Linked DNA regions of Homo sapiens: region 1 is linked to region 2. A link is a loop called in an ENCODE intact Hi-C map of the cell type or tissue named here. Cell type or tissue: GM12878. All regions are shown on one strand. Links, peaks and the distances in the headings refer to the core of each region. The heading gives the core; the rest is flanking DNA. Region 1 has its middle 63 kb from the start of PPARGC1B. Region 2 overlaps PPARGC1B (PPARG coactivator 1 beta).

Evidence for each region. Hi-C counts contacts between places; a loop is a spot of excess contacts. Peaks named below come from ENCODE experiments on the same cell type or tissue, not always from the same donor. Only the 100,000 strongest peaks of a DNase experiment are listed, where the experiment ranks them.
Region 1: a loop joins it to region 2, with 2.8 times the contacts of the local background. A loop is called at or near these places in 9 of 110 quality-filtered maps.

The regions. Positions count from the first base shown.
Region 1 is chr5:149,663,490-149,671,816 of GRCh38, forward strand. No RefSeq gene overlaps it. Among named protein-coding and RNA genes, the nearest start is that of PPARGC1B, 63 kb to the right of the region's middle. In GM12878, for the core only: a CTCF peak has its summit at 4,234 (motif pointing right); a DNase peak (open chromatin) is centred at 4,232.
Region 2 is chr5:149,771,617-149,779,943 of GRCh38, forward strand. All of the region lies in intron 1 of PPARGC1B (PPARG coactivator 1 beta), which reads left to right. Among named protein-coding and RNA genes, the nearest start is that of MIR378A, 43 kb to the left of the region's middle. RefSeq lists enhancers at 1,254-2,093, 5,838-6,017. In GM12878, for the core only: a CTCF peak has its summit at 4,365 (motif pointing left); DNase peaks (open chromatin) are centred at 4,365, 4,630, 5,025 and 5,555; H3K27ac peaks cover 4,254 bases.

The sequences.
Region 1 (8,327 bases), core at 270-8,269, 110 kb before region 2:
TGGAATTTCTTTCTGGAGTAATTAAAATGTTTTAAAATTTACTGTGAAATTGGTTGTACAGCTCTCTAAATATACTAAAAACCATCGAAATGTACACTTAAAAAGGGTGAATTAGGTGGTACATTAACTATATTTCAATAAAATCTTATAAAAACATATACAAATATGTACAATGTTTTCAATGCAACATTGTTTTTAAGTAGCAGAAGGAAATAGCCTGATACCGGTAAGTAAGTGATTGGCTAAGGAAATTACGGTAAAATATACTAATGGAATACAATGTAATGTTATGCCAAAGGCAAAAACAAGGACCTTTTGTACAAACTCATGTGGCATGATCTCTAAGATATATTGCAAAGTGAGAAAAGCACTTTAGCATAGCAGGTTCCCCTCATGTAAAAAAGAGGGGAAAGAACGTCCATCCCTACTTGGTTTTCATATGCACAGACCAGGAGTCGGCAAGCTCCAGTTCACATGTCAAATCCAGTCTGCCACCTGTCTTGGTACAGCAGGGAGCTAAGAATGGTGCTTAGATTTTTAAGTAGTTGAAAAACTAAAGAAGAATAATATTTCATGACACTTGAAAATGATATGACATTCAAATTTCTGTGTCTATAAATAAAGTTTTATTGGCATACAGCCACATTCATTCATTTATATATTGTCTATGGCTGCCTTTGCAATACAATGGCAGAGTTAAGCAGTTGGGGCAGAGACCATTAGCCTGCAAAGCCTGAAGTATTTACGATCTGGCCCTTTACAGACAAAGTTTGCTGACTCCTGGCCTAGCCTAGCTGGAAGGAAATGCTGGAAACTGGTGACCTGGCTGGCTGCTCTGGGAGAGGAAGGGACAGCTGAGGGATGAGGTAAGAGGGAGACTTCTCACTGGATACCCTTTCAGACCTCTTCAAAAGATGTCAACAAAACTAAAGCTATATATTCCTGCATGTGAACATATTAGGATGTATACATGTAGAAAAATATTTCAACAGCTATCCATCAAATGGATAACAGACTACTTACTTTGAGGGAGGGGCCTGGCTGGGGAGAGGGGAGTTAAGTGGCTTCAGTAGTAAATGTATGATTGGAATAGTTTACAAGGAGAATCACTTAATGTATGATTTAATGCAATAAAAGTGCAATAAAAATAAAGAGTGCATTCATAAAACATGGCCCTCATTGCACTTTCTTGAATTGTGTGTTCCATGAGGTTCCATGAGGTAGGCTCTTCCTGGGGAGCCATGGTAGCTCCTGGCATGGAGCATGGCCCTCTGTAGGCCCTAAGCTGGTTGAATGAGTGCGAGGGCCGGGAGATGTGTGTGTGTGCCAAGAGTGAGGGAGTGAGGGAGCGTGCTCACAGGAATGCACAGTTCAGAATGGGCTGGGGTGCAGCGGGATGATCTAGGGTGAAGGGAGGGCCAGAGTGGCAGAGCAGGGACATAGTCCCTAGCGCCTCCTAGTCCAGGGCCATCAGCTCCCCAGGGTCGGCAGCCGCCGTGGTTGAGGAGTCGTAGTCTTTTAGCCTGTCCTCATTCCCCTACCCTCATAAAGTCTCTGATTTTCTTTTTCTCCTTTTACAGCCTCTCTTGAAGGACATTAGGGGAATCTAGCTAGGGGCTTGTGCAGCACCACCTGTGCCTGCTACTCCCTAGAACTGCCTTTTCAGCAAGCACCATCTGTGGTGTCACTGCTCTCTGTGGGGGAGGTGACTCCTGCCTGCTACCCAGTGCTGGAAGACTCCCCTTCCCAAGGACCAAGCCTGTGGGGGCTGCAGCAGAACTGAAAACGGATGTTCAGGCGCCCAAGAACAGCCTGGCTCCAGGGACCAATGGCAAGAGGGTGTCTCACACATGGGCAAATTGAGGATGCCTCAGTTTTGTTTGGCTTGTCCTCCATCTCTTCTCCCAGAAACAGGGCCCTTATTTTTATTTAGGGAACTCTTTATGCTCACTCCGTGTAATTTGGGTGGGGCTGAACCAACCCTGGATGCAAAATTGAACACAAGAAACAGATCTGGCCAATCAGAAAATTCCATTTTTCTGGTCACAGTGATTGGTTCAGAGATGGGCAAGTGGCCCAAAGTTAAGCCAATGAACGTCAGCCTCAAGATTTTTGCTGATGCTATCAGGAGAGAGGTGCTGTCTCTGGGCTGGGCTTGTTACCTGCAGAACTACACTTAGAGCTGCTGGTTGACTTTTGTCAATACATAGAGCAAGCCAGCCTGAGAACAAAGCTAAGATGGGCAGAAGTAGAGCTGAGAATTGGAGACTGGTTCCTGATGGCAGTGTTTACACCAGATTCATATCTACCCTTGGCCTTTTCAATTAAATAAACTCAAAATTCCCTCTTTTGCTTTGGCTGGTTTGTGTCGATAAGAGTCATTGAAAAGCAGTGTTAGCAGAGGGAAGCTTCCTGTCAGATTCTCTGAGCATTTCATGAAGATTTCATTTCCACCCACTCTGCGGTGCACTTACAACCCTCTGCTCCCAGCTGTCCAGGGGCAGTCTGCCTCTCTGGCTTGCTGGCTCTCAACACCTCTCTGAGTGAGATATCCGACCCCCTAGGTCTTCTCTCCTCCCCTTGGCAACCCACCCCTCTAAATTCCAGCCCCTGAGGATCCAAGCCCATGGCCTGGTGTTAACTCCCATCCCCTTTATGACTGTAATGTGTCCCAGACACAACAGTTGATGTTCTTTAAGCTTTGATGAGTACTTCCTATTTGCCAGACTCTGTGCCAGCCTCATTACATACATAATCTCATCGAATCTTCTCAATAATGCTGTTGGGTAGGTTTTATGATTATTATTCCCATTTTCAAGAATAGAAACCAGTGGCTTAGGGAGATGAAGTAACTGGCCTGAGACCAAACAGCTGAGTCACACACAGTGGGAGGCAGGGCTAGACAGAGTTGTAGGAGGGAACTAACCCCAGGGCCTGTGCCCCAATCGCCACACCAGTGCTTCTAACCCAAGTGAGCCCCAGGATCACCAGGGCACAGGAGCCCATTCCAGGGACCCACATCCCCTGAGTGAGGATGGGAAGGTCTGGGAATCTGCTTTGTTAAATACCCCAGGGGATACTGAAGCATGAGGTCCCCAGGACCTTACACTGACAGTAGCCACTGTCTCCCCCATTAAGGACTTTGGCGCTAGAAAGGAGTTTGGCATTGCCAGATCTATTATTGCAGGAGCTGAAGCTCTGCCCTAGCTCAGAAATGATGACAACGCTAGACAAACTTCTTTGCTGACACAGGGAAAGGAGAGATCAAGGGCATGTGGATAAGCAACTCATGCCTGGGAATAAAACAAAAATTTAAAGAATAACATCATTCCACTCTTCAGGGGGTGGGTTGTGAGTGTCTGGACTCTAAGAGGTAAGAGGTATAAGCCAGGGCCCAGGAGAAATTCAAATTCTATAGGCTTTCTTCATTTGTCCCTGAAAAGAAATGGCTCTCACAGCCCCATGAATGAAGTTCAAAGTTATTATTATTATTTTTTTAGACAGAGTCTCACTCTGTCACCCAGGCTGGAGTACAACGGTGCAATCTCAGCTCACTGCAACCGCCACCTCCCAGGTTCAAGCAATTCTCCTGCCTCATCCTCCCAAGTAGCTGGGACTGCAGGCACCTGTCACCACACCTAACTTTTTTTTTTGTATTTTTAGTAGAAACAGGGTTTCACCATGTTGGCCAGGCTGGTCTAAAACTCCTGACCTCAGGTGATCCACCTGCCTCAGCCTCCCAATGTGCTGGGATTACAGGCATGAGCCACCGCACCCTGCCAAGTTCAAAGTTCTTAACAAAGCTTTGCACCCAACATGAGCTGGTTGTGCTCTCTTGACACCTGGCTTTTAGGCATACCTCACCTTTCTGCCTGAAATGCTGTCTGTTTCCTTCCCCTCCTTTGCTTAACAAACTTCTGCTTATCCTTCAGATCCCAGCATTAATGGCCCTCCCTCTGGGAAGCCTCCTCCAATCACCAAATCTAGATTAGGTGTCCTTCCTCAGGGCTCCCTTACCTCCCTTAATATGTCTTGATTGTACCTCTCATATTGTATTTTATGTGTTTAATTCACCCTGCTATACTGTGAGGTTCCTGAAGGAAGGGCCGTGTCTATCGTGTTCTCTATTATATTCTCAGCACCAGACATATTATAACAATGAGTTAGTGAAAGCTTAATAAAACCAAAACAGAAAGCCCCAGGCAGTTACATGCAGTAATCATATTGACCACTAGATGGCACACGACTATGACGTCCCAATTGGGATGGGCTGGGAGAGGGGCGTGAAATTGATGAGCAGGTTGGTGGAAGGAGGCCGGGGGGCCTCTGATCTTCTCCAGACTGACAGCTGGAGACCTTCGTGATCCTTAAATTTGTATGTGTGGAAATCTTTGTTCAGGTAATTGCCTTACTCCAGAACCCCATTTCCATTAAGGGTTACGTCTTCATGCTACACATTAAACACTTTTTGATGTCTCTGAAGTTTCTTCTCTCGCTTACCAAAGAGGTGTTTTCTGTTATTAGTGTTGCTGTTGATTGCTTGAAATGGTTTTATAGATTGCTTTTTCTTATTACTCGTTAGGAATTAGGTGGAGTCTGTCACTTTTAGGCTCTGAGCCACCACTGAGTCTAATCTTCCACTCTTCAGTTGATCTGAAACTTCTGTTTTTTGGCTTAAGAACTAACACACACTTAGACTTGTCTTCCTCTTCCCTTTTATCACCAACACAAGTCGGCTTATTTTTCAACGAGTGTATCTTGTAGAAAGCCATTTTTTAAAAAAAATTATCCCTGGAGAATGTCAGGATAGGTGACAAGTGTTGACCTGTACCTGCTGGGCAGCAGGCTAGGCTTACAGACTGTTGTTATTCTTCCCAGCATACCAGCTTCCCAGGGCCATGATTTACATCTGGACCCAGCACAATGACTAATATATACCATGAACATTCTGGTTTGCTCACAAATAATTGAAACCAAACATTTAAATTAAACAATGCCAAGAATCTAAGGTAGCAAGCTGATGGCTAGCTAATTTCCTAGAAGCCCCAACAGTCCCACCTGTTATTTTTTTTTTTAACTTCTTAAATGCACAAATTTATTTTTTCTCAACAAACACACATCTTAATGCCTTTACAACTTTTATCTCCCCAAATATATCTTGCTTTTCTTTATACATGCTGTATACAGAGTTGTTTTCTTTATATTTAGTAGTTATTGCTTTTTTGTGCCCTTTTGGGTCCTGAATTTACACATCAGGCATAGAGCTTGGGACAGGAAAGAGCTGTGAAGCAAATTCCTGGAAGATCAAACCCCTTCCAGCATGGCCAGGTAGCACAGCTGAGCCAGGGATGATGGGGCCATATTGGGTTTGGCTCTGCCTTGCAGCTGGCAGTCCAAACACTGAGGACATGCATATATTTCTGCAGGCCTCACTATGGTCATCTGTCCAAACCCCAGAATCCAGAGACTCAAAACGAAATACAGTCATACAGTAAGATATGTGCAAGGTTTCAGGGAGCCCAGCAGCCAGACCTTACAGCTTTAGCTCAATTTAGACAAATCAAGCAAGTTTAAGAAATATTCCAGAAGTAGCAGTTTTATGACCTTAAAACATGTAATAGGCTGGGCACGGTGGCCCATGCCTGTAATCCCAGCACTTTGGGAGGCCAAGGTGGGCAGATCACTTGAGGTCAGGAGTTCGAGACCAGCCTAGCCAACATGGTGAAATCCTGTTTCTACTACAAACACAAAAATTAGCCAAGTATGGTGGCATACACCTGTAGTTTAGCTATTCGGAAGGCTGAGGCAGGAGAATCACTTGAACCTGGGAGACGGAAGTTGTGGTGAGCTGAGATCTCACCACTGCACTCCAGCCTGGGCAATGAGAGCAAAACTCCAGCTCAAAAACAAAAAACAAATTAAAAAAAAAAAAAAAAAAAAAAAAAAAAGTAATAGAGACAATGTAAACCTGTCTGTCAGTAGACCCAGGCAAAAACAATTATATTTAACTGACAATCCTGAAGCCTTTCCAATTTTCTTTTTCTTTCTTTTTTTTTTTTTTATTGATCATTCTTGGGTGTTTCTCGCAGAGGGGGATTTGGCAGGGTCACAGGACAATAGTGGAGGGAAGGTCAGCAGATAAGTGAACAAAGGTCTCTGGTTTTCCTAGGCAGAGGACCCTGCGGCCTTCCGCAGTGTTTGTGTCCCTGGGTACTTGAGATTAGGGAGTGGTGATGACTCTTAAGGAGCATGCTGCCTTCAAGCATCTGTTTAACAAAGCACATCTTGCACCACCCTTAATCCATTCAATCCTGAGTGGACACAGCACATGTTTCAGAGAGCACAGGGTTGGGGGTAAGGTCACAGATCAACAGGATCCCAAGGCAGAAGAATTTTTCTTAGTACAGAACAAAATGAAAAGTCTCCCATGTCTACCTCTTTCTACACAGACATGGCAACCATCCGATTTCTCAATCTTTTCCCCACCTTTCCCCCCTTTCTATTCCACATTGTCATCATGGCCCGTTCTCAATGAGCTGTTGAGTACATCTCCCAGACGGGGTGGTGGCCGGGCAGAGGGGCTCCTCACTTCCCAGTAGGGGCAGCCGGGCAGAGGCGCCCCTCACCTCCCGGACGGGGCGGCTGGCCGGGCGGGGGGCTGACCCCCCCCACCTCCCTCCCGGATGGGGTGGCTGGCCGGGCAGAGGGGCTCCTCTCTTCCCAGTAGGGGCGGCCAGGCAGAGGCGCCCCTCTCTTCCCAGTAGGGGAGGCCGGGCAGAGGCGCCCCTCACCTCCCGGATGGGGCGGCTGGCCGGGCGGGGGGCTACCCCCCCACCTCCCTCCTGGACGGGGCGGCTGGCCGGGCCAGGGGCTGACCCCCCACCTCCCTCCCGGACGGGGCGGCTGGCTGGGCAGAGGGGCTCCTCTCTTCCCAGTAGGGGCGGCCGGGCAGAGGCGCCCCTCACCTCCCGGATGGGGCGGCTGGCCGGGCGGGGGGCTGACCCCCCCACATCCTTCCTGGATGGGGCGGCTGGCCGGGCAGAGGGGCTCCTCACTTCCCAGTAGGGGCGGCCGGGCAGAGGCGCCCCTCACCTCCTGGACGGGGCGGCTGGCCGGGCGGGGGGCTGACCCCCCCACCTCCCTCCCAGACGGGGTGGCTGCCGGGCGGAGACACTCCTCACTTCCCAGACGGAGTGGCTGCCGGGCGGAGGGGCTCCTCACTTCTCAGACGGGGCGGTTGCCAGGCAGAGGGTCTCCTCACTTCTCAGACGGGGCGGCCGGGCAGAGACGCTCCTCACATCCCGGACGGGGCGACAGGGCAGAGGCGCTCCCCACATCTCAGACGATGGGTGGCCGGGCAGAGACGCTCCTCACTTCCTAGATGGGATGGCGGCCGGGCAGAGACGCTCCTCACTTTCCAGACTGGGCAGCCAGGCAGAGAGGCTCCTCACATCCCAGACGATGGGCGGCCAGGCAGAGACACTCCTCACTTCCCAGACGGGGTGGCGGCCGGGCAGAGGCTGCAATCTCGGCACTTTGTGGGGCCAAGGCAGGCGGCTGGGAGGTGGAGGTTGTAGCCAGCCGAGATCACGCCACTGCACTCCAGCTTGGGCACCATTGAGCACTGAGTGAACACGACTCTGTCTGCCATCCCGGCACCTCGGGAGGCCGAGGCTGGCGGATCACTCGCGGTTAGGAGCTGGAGACCAGCCCGGCCAACACGGCGAAACCCCGTCTCCACCAAAAAAATACGAAAACCAGTCAGGCGTGGCGGCGCGCGCCTGCAATCGCAGGCACTCGGCAGGCTGAGGCAGGAGAATCAGGCAGGGAGGTTGCAGTGAGCCAAGATGGCAGCAGTACAGTCCAGCTTTGGCTCGGCATCAGGGGGAGACCATGGAAAGAGAGGGAGAGGGAGACCGTGGGGAGAGGGAGAGGGAGAGGGAGAGGGAGAGCCCCACCTGTTATTATAATAATGATGTCATTTGGAGAATCATTTTCTGTGGAAGGTAATGAAAACCTCAATTTGGCAGAAATTCAGTAACTTAGAGCCTGTAAGAAGTTAGGAATTGGGTGTTGCCCTAATGGGGTTAATTCTTGATTACCCTATAGATGCTCACGTGGCTACATTAACCTCTCTGTGCCTTTGCTTTCTATCTTTCCAGTGGAGGCAGCAAGCCTGCCAGGGCTGGCCTGAGAAGGGGAATTTGAGCCTCCTCTTTGTACATATATTTGACTTGGCACTGGTTCCAGGCCAGTGTAGCCACCATAAGCAGTTACCAAGGCCTCTGGCAATCTTGCTTTGTCCGGCTCCCCAGCCGATGCCAGTC
Region 2 (8,327 bases), core at 234-8,233:
CCTGTTACCGTGTCCTACATAAATTATAGCAAGAGGAGTATTTTCTTTTCCTCTGCCAGTTTTCATGAAAGACAGAGCAAGCCGTATTCCTTTTTCCTTGTTCTTTCTGTTTGCCTAGCAGGCAGCACTCCACTTGCTCCGCCTTACATTCAGTGGTGTGCTGGGAAATGCATAACAACTGGTTCTGGAGGTGGGGTGAGGTGGGAGGCTCTGAGTTGTAGCATTTTCAGGTGTCCAGGAAGTAAATATCCCCACCATGGCCAATTTCATCCTGTTTAAGTGATGTCACTGAACGTTGTCCCCAAGCTTTAGCATTCTGCTTTACATTCTCATTTTAATCCTCAAGCAACTCTGAATTAGTTGCTGTTATCCCAGACTTACAGGCAGGAAGCAGGCTCAGAGAAGTGAAGGTTTCCAACTTAGACGTGCCAGGCTGTGCACAGGTGGGGACCTCTGAGGGGCCTGCTCTGATCTGGGTTGGGGCTGCCCCAGGACCCTTGGAGGAGCCGCCACCAGAGCAATGGTAGGTGTTGGGCCAGAGGTTGTTTAGGTGGCGTTGGTGGTGAAGGCTTTTTCTGTGAGCTTGTTGGGTTGACGATTGTGACATGCTGCCGGGAGGGTGTTGGGTAGACACATGGTTGTGATGTGGCGATGGTGGGTTAGGGTACGGTAGTGTGCGTGATGTGCTGGCTGTCTCGGGATGCGGTGTTTGTGCTGGTGATGCAGCCAGTCTCCTGTCATGGTGTGTGGCACAATGGATTTATTTGGCTGAGGAGGCTGCATGGTGTTGCTGTGGTGTTTGCTGTTGTATTGCTTTGCTAGGGCTACTGTAATAAAGTACCATAGACTGGGTGACTTACACCAGAGAAATGGATTTTCTCACAATTCTGAAGGCCAGAAGTCTAAAAGCAAGGGGTGGGCAGTCAGCTTACTTTGAGGCCTCTCTCCTTGGCTTGTAGATGGGCATCTTTCCCCTGTGAGTTCACGTGGTCTTTGGTCTGTGTGTGCCTGTGTCCTGATCTCCTCTTATAAGGGCACCAGTCATATTAAATTAGGGCCTATTGTCGTGACCTAATTTTAACTTAGTTACCTCTTTAAAGAGCCTGGCTCCAAATACAGTCACATTTTGAGGTAGTGGGTTTAGGGCTTCATCATATGAATTTTAGGGCAATGCAACTCAGCCTCTAACAATTGTGTTTTCTGTAACTGCTGACTGGGTGGCGGTGGTGGTGATTCCTCGGTGGGGTTTGGTGTGACAGTGTTTGTGACCTTGTGAAGATATTTGTGTGTGTGTTTAGTATGATGGTATCCTATGCCAGTGGTTGTACTGTGAACATACCTGGTGCTTAAGGTAAAGGCGCTGGCTGTGGTGGCGTTGCAGGAGGTGTTTGGGGAGATGGTCTTTGTTGCAGATATTTTCTATTGGGGTATGATGCTTGGTGTTTGTGAGATATTGTTCTGCCCGTGTACCAGCTCTGCCCATGCTTAGAGTTTTTGGTTAACAGTGTTGGCTGGGCTGATGCTTTCAGTCTGTACCTTCTTGGTGTTTGGGGCAACCCCACAGGCTGCAGTTCAGGTTGTGAGGCAAGGACTGCTGTGGTCGTGTCTTGTGCAGCCAGATGAGAGCTACATGTCTCTTACTAATCCAAACAGCCTCCAGAGGAAACAAAGCTGTGCCTCCTGAAGCTTGATGGAAGCTGCTGCATGACCCCGGCCTCCTGCCGGCCTGTCTGCCATGTTTTGTGCAGCTGGTGCATGGGTGAGCCTGGCAGCTGACCCTCCTCAGCCAGTGCTGCCTACACAGGGGAAGACACCTGCGGCTCCTGCTCTGCCCCGTGGGCAGGAGTGGGGCAAGGCAGCGTCTACTCTTAGGTGTGTCTCAGCCTGGCCCCTGCCTGGCTGGTTGCTCTGTTCTAGCCTGGTCCCTCCCAGGTCCCTCCTCACAAAAGGCAGCTCCACCTTCACAGACAGGGGTCAGGAGGAGGACAGACAGATGGAAATCACATATCCAAATCAGTGTGTAGTTACGCACTGAGAATGTGAGGAGGCTAACAGACACGGTGATGGGAGGCAGAGCGGCCGCGGGAGGGACTGAGATGGGGCCGGCAGGGTGGCCATGTGCTGGAAATGGATGTGTGAGGTGAAGCGCTTGGAGGCGTGGGGGAGGCTCAGCTCCCATCCCTCTCAGATGGGAGCTGAGTGCAAACTTCAGGAGGGAACTGGCTGCCCAGCGTGTTGGTGACTCTCATGAGAACTGGGGACTGTGGGCGGGGCTCAGCCTGCCCCACCTCTGCTGCCAGGCACCCCACTGGCATTTCTCTGGAATGTTGGTGCTCTGTCCCCAGATGCATGGCAGCCTGTACCTGCCAGTCAGAAAGCAGGTGTCCAGTGGTGAGCCTCAGGGCTCCAGCCTGAGCCCTCCTGCTTTGGCCACTGTAGCACCAGTTAAGAGAGCAAAGAAGGTACTTGTCCTGGGTCCCCCTTTCAGCTCTGACCTGAATTCCCTTTGGGGAGAGGCCATGGTGACATGGGCATCAGAGCCCCAGCGGAAAGTCCAGGGGTGGCACCTTGCAGCAGCCATGAGGCAGAGAGCCTGTGGAGTCCCCTGTTCCCCCCTAGTGAGGGGACACCGTCGTAGAGAAGTTTACAGAATGGGTGTCGGGGCCTGAGTTAAAGTTAGTGTTGCTGCTACTGACTGTGTGCACTGGGCTCCGGTTTCCTCACCTGCACAGCAGGGCTAAAAATCTGGCATAGCCCTGGGTGCTGTGAGGTTGCCATGAGATGCTACAGGTAAGGCATATAGCATTTAGCAGTGAGCCGGGCATATAGCAGCGGATCAGTAGAGGTCTGCGGCGCTGGTAATCCTTCTGGCTTCTGGTCCCACGATGACCGGCCTGACCACAATAATCACATCCGAGCATTAGCGGGGATTGGGATGATCTCTAGGACTCCCAGCTTTGACATTCATTCATTTGTTCATTCATTCATCTAGCATGCAGGCCACACCTCTTAGGAGTTTGTCTCTATTTAGGGTGCCAGGGCTTTAGGGACCTGTAATGACTAGGTCCCTGCCCCATGTGTGACCTGGCAGCTGGGCAGGCCTGAACCTCACCCCCTCTCCCTCCTGCCTCTGGCCCTATACTGACTTGCAGAACTCCATTTGTAGCTGGATCCTCAGGCCTTCTCAGAAGATGACAGATTCTCCAGGATCCACTCATGGGAGTCATGGAGACCAGGCTGCTGCTTTGGGAGTTGAGAGCATTTTGTCTAGTGGTTGGGTTCTATCCCTACTCGCGCTTCCCAGGATCTAGATGGGCTCATCTGGGACTCAGTGGAGCAGCATGTCCCCACAGCCAGAGAGCCGGGCGAGCTGCAGCCACAGCAGGCAGGGGAAACTGGTTCCACAATTCCACCTAGAATTGCTTCCCCCTTCTCCCTTTGGTGGGCTGTGTTCATTGGCAGCTGAGGGTTGTGTAGGGGTGGAGTAGGGCAGCTCCCTACTGTGGAGGCCTCCTGCCAGCCCCACATGGCTGAACTATCACCTCCTACTCTGGGCGTTACTGTAGAAGCCATAACTACAGCCCAGTGGGGGCAGAGGCAGCTGAGAATGCACATTTTTCTGTGGATCTGGAGAGGGCAGGGCATAGTGGTAATAGGAGGTGATATGGAGCCTAGGTTCTTGTCCCCACTATCATCACGGCCTTGTGTAACCTTGGACAGCTTCCGTGGCCCTGCAGGTCTTCAACTTCTTTCCCTTCACAGAGGCTCAGTGATTCTTGCCCTGCCTGCCGCCCAGGTTGCTTGGAGGATGCAGTAGGGTGACGCATGTGGCCACAGGGATAAAGGTCGTGACTGAGATGGTGCAGGAGCTGAGATGCGCCTTTCAGCACCCATGGCAGACAGAACGAATTCAGTCTCCACACTCTTACCCCTGAGCTCCAAGAGGCCTCAGAATCCACTGCAAAACAAGGCTTCAGGTAGTCCTCCCAATTAATTGAAGCTGACACTTGAGATAAACATTTTCTGAGAGACCTAGAAAGGCATGCTGAGTCTGCAGCTAGGCATGCCTTGTGGTAGGGGCTTTGGCTAGTGATGCCCACACTCTTCCCTGTCCTAGGATGGGAGCCAGGAAGCACTCAGGGATCTGAGCTCTGGATTTTCTGATCAGATTCTGCCTTTGGATCTCCTTCTCCAATTCACCCCCTACCCCCTTCTCTTTCTCCACATGCAACAATAAAGGGAGTTGTGGCATTAGGTGCACTGGACTGTCTAAAGAAAGTAAATCAGATTGGATAGAAATAAGTCCTTCCATTTTCCTCTCCCTGACCTAACAAATTCTTATGACATAACCAAGCTGTCCAAAGCCAGTATTGCCCCCTAGTGGTTAGCATCAAGAATACATAGACTGCCCAACCCTCTTCCCCTCCACCTCCTTCTCTGCCATACCAAGATACCACCTCTTTTCCTCTGTCATTGTTACTAACTTTCTCTTCATACAAGTATGTTTCTTTTTGAACCCCTGTACATTCTATTCTAACTCTAATAGGTGTCATAGAAAAGGCAGCAGAGTGTAGGTGATGAAAGAACATTGGACTGGGAGTAGTAGGGGCTGAACCATAGCCTCACTTCTGTTGCTAGCTTGCAATGAGACCATGGGCAAATTCCTTTCCCTCTCTGGGCCTTGGTTTTCCTATCTGCACTACAAAAATTCTGCCTTATGCAGCGTTTCCCAAAAGAGGTTCCAAAGGTTTTTTTTATTTATTTATTTTTATTTTTTCAACTTCCAGCAGCACCCCAAAGCTTTTTAGGCTGGACAGTTTTGCATTGTGTAGGACTGCCCCAGGCACTCAGGACAGTTTGCATCCCAGATCTCCAAGTCAAATCATTGTGGTAGGTGGAACACCCACATGCTCCCTGGCAGTAATACTGCTGTGGTTGGCATTCGTTGAACTAGGGGATCTTGAGAGCATGTGTAGGTGGTTGCTGGTTTGATGAGAGTTGGGTGGGTCGTTGGTGTCAGCTGCAGCTAGGATGCAATGAAGACATCTGGGGCCCTGGGAATGACCCACCCAGAGGCCACCATTGTAGTGTAACGGAGGCACTGTGGCCTCAGCAGTTAGCCCCACATTCACATCCCCTCTCTGCCACTTGCTAGCTCTGGGGCTTCAGACAAGTTTGAGCAGGATTGTGTATGTGGTTCTCAGTTGACAATGGAAATGGCCCCGTAACCTTTTCCTGTTGGCAGCGGACAGGGAGAGGCTCTCCTGGCTTCCTGCACTCTGCACACACATGTGTGTACACACCCTTGCTCTTGCCCAGTTCCTGGTCCCGAGTCCTTCCCCACCCTCAGCCCAGCTCTTCCATTATTGTTAATGATCATGTCCTTGTGGGGAGCCCTTTCAGTTTGCAAGAAGGAGGTTATTCCCATTGTGCAGGTGCTGGGCCTGAGCCTCAGAAGGTAGTGTGGTTTCCCTTAAGCAGCAAGGCGAGGCTAGAATTCAGTCTGAATCTGTTCTTCTTCTTGTTTTTGCTGAGGCAGTTTTGTGGCTTTTTTCATCTACGATTTATCAAAAGCACTTAGTATATGCCCTGGCTTTAGAGTCATTTTCTCAATTTTCCCAAACACACATAGACCGACAAAGACCCCTGCTCACCACACATGCTCTGCCCACTTTACAGATGTGGAAACTTTAGAGGGAAGTCCAGAAACACATGCCACGGTTGCTGAGCTCTCTGTCTGCAGAACCTGTTCCCTTCCTCCCCCCACCACCCAAACTCTCCTACCTCCTTCCAAAAGCCACCACCCCCTGGGCCATTGGCAGCCCCTGCCCGGTTGTGAGGCCTGGCCTGAGTGGTGCTGACAATCAGGAGTGGGAGGGGGCCTGCCTGGCTCTGAGCTCAGGAGTGTGTTGGGAAATTCCGCCACCCTCCCACGCAGGCAGGGAAGAGTTAAGTGGCTGCCTTGTCCCTCATGGGTCCCAGAGGCCTCTTCACTCCTTTTACAGACTGGGTCTCCTAAGGAAACTGCCGGGCAGCCGGCCCCTCCCCCAGCATCCTCACATCTTGCCTTCTTTGGTCCTCTCTCCCCATGAGAACCACACCACCCAGGGCCTCTAGCTTCCCAAGATGGGGACACTTGGAAGTAGAGATTTAAAAACTGTCTTTGTAACACACACACACACACACACACACACACACACACACACACACAGTATCCGGCTGCTTGTATCCATGTAGCAGTGCCCCCCTCCCCCCCCACCACAGACACACACACAGAGTACCCGGCTGCTCATATCCATGTAGCATCACACACACACACACACACACACACACACACACACACACACAGTATCCGGCTGCTTGTATCCATGTAGCAGTGCCCCCCTTCCCCCCCCCACAGACACACACACAGAGTACCCGGCTGCTTATATCCATGTAGCAGCATCTCACACACACACACACACACACACACACACACACACACACACACACACAGAGTACCCAGCTGCTCACATTCCATGGAGCAGCAACACACACACACACACACAGAGTACCTGGCTGCTCGTATCCATGGAGCAGCATCAGCTGGGTCTCAGCAGGTGCTTTGTCTTGGAGGGGATGACAGAAGGGAGGCAGCCCCTGACCCAAGAGTGGTGAGGAGGCCTGGGTTCCTGGCAAGGCTTTAGTCTGTCTGTCTCTTACCCGCCAGTCTGCAACTCCGTGATGGGAGAAGAGGTCTGTGAGCTTCCCTGACTTAGCCTAGCCCTCCAGTGGCCAGAGAGACTCCAGAGGCAGGGAGAGGAGGCTCCAAGCAGAAGCGGGGCTCTTGGGCTCCCTGGGTTGGGGACCTTCAGGACTGTCTCATGGAGAGTACCTGCATCCCTGCCATCCCACCAGGTAGTGGCCACACAGTCCTCATGACCTCCCACAGCTGCTTGCGGCTGCCATTGGGCAGCTCTGATGGTCACAAGGGCTTCCTTAGAATAAATGAGCTGCAGTCTCAGCTCCCACCATAGCCTGGGCTTGGCGTCGTGGGCCCTCATAGAGCAAGGCTCACCCCTCCTGCAAGTCACAGCCCTTCACGCCCCTTCCTGCCCAAGCTCCCCTACCAGCACCCCAGGCCACAGGATCTGTCACTGCTTGGCTGTGGCTGGGTGACCACAGATAAAACCTGGCACTCATGGCCTCAGTTTCATTGTTTGAAAAAAGGAAAGTTTTATGGAGTGTGTGTAGTCATAAAACCATCCTCTTTTTTCCAGGATTCCAGAAAAAGAGATTATCCAGAAAGTTTTAGAAATATCTCACAGGGGAGATGACCCATGCCTAGCATCTGTGTTTGAGAGGGAGTTTCGTCACAGACCAGTGTCTAGGGAGCCCTAGAAAGCTGTTACTCCCAATAAGGCCTAGTTTTTGAATGTCACAAAAACTAGACTCCTCAGAAGGAGGAGACTCCTTGAGACAAAGTCCAGACTCCTCGGGACACCAAAGGCCCATCGTGATCTGACCCCAGCCAGACTCTGAATCTGAGTGCAGCCCATGGAAAGGAGTCCTGAATTTTGAGTCTGGTCTCTGCTACAGCCTGGCTGCACTGTCTCAGATTGCCAGGCCTCTCTGGCTTTGTCTTCCCACTGATAAGATGGGGATGAGGCTTGTTAGAGTTCAGTGGGGTGAGTGCATACACCATGCCTGGCACGATCTCAGTGCTGCTCAGTAACAAATACAATGGGCACTTTGCGTCTGGGGGAGGGGCTGCCTCTTCTGCCCTCAAGGCCAAGTTTTGAAACCCCCATCTTCACAAAGTGTTGCTGGACCACTTCAGGCACCACTGCAACATCCATGCCTTCAGGAGGTTTTTATTGAACATCTACTGTATAGCACACACTAAGGATACAACAGTGAAAAGACCAGCAGGCCACTGCATCCCTGGAGCTCTCTAGAGAGAGAGAAACAAGGAGACAAATCAGATAAAAAGCAACATGCTCTGGGAAGTCCAGGGAGGGAGGAAATAATGGGAGTCAGCTGGAGGGGGCAACAGGGAAGCCTGTTCCAGGAGTGACTTTTGAGACTACCTGGCAAAAAAGAGAATTTGAAAAGGTCTGGAGGGGTTCCAAGAGGAGGCCACAGGTGTGCTGGGGAGGAAGATGTGAGAGGCCTCCGGAGGTGGCAAGGTTAGGGCATGCCTGTGCCTTCCCACGACACTGTGTGCTGGGGTTGCCCAGGATGTATCCGGGATGCAGGGAGAGGCTTAGTGCTCCATGATTGAGAAAGGAGTAGATGGAGCCCCTTCCCAGCCCCTTCCCCTGGCCTTGGTCTGCACAAGATCTCTC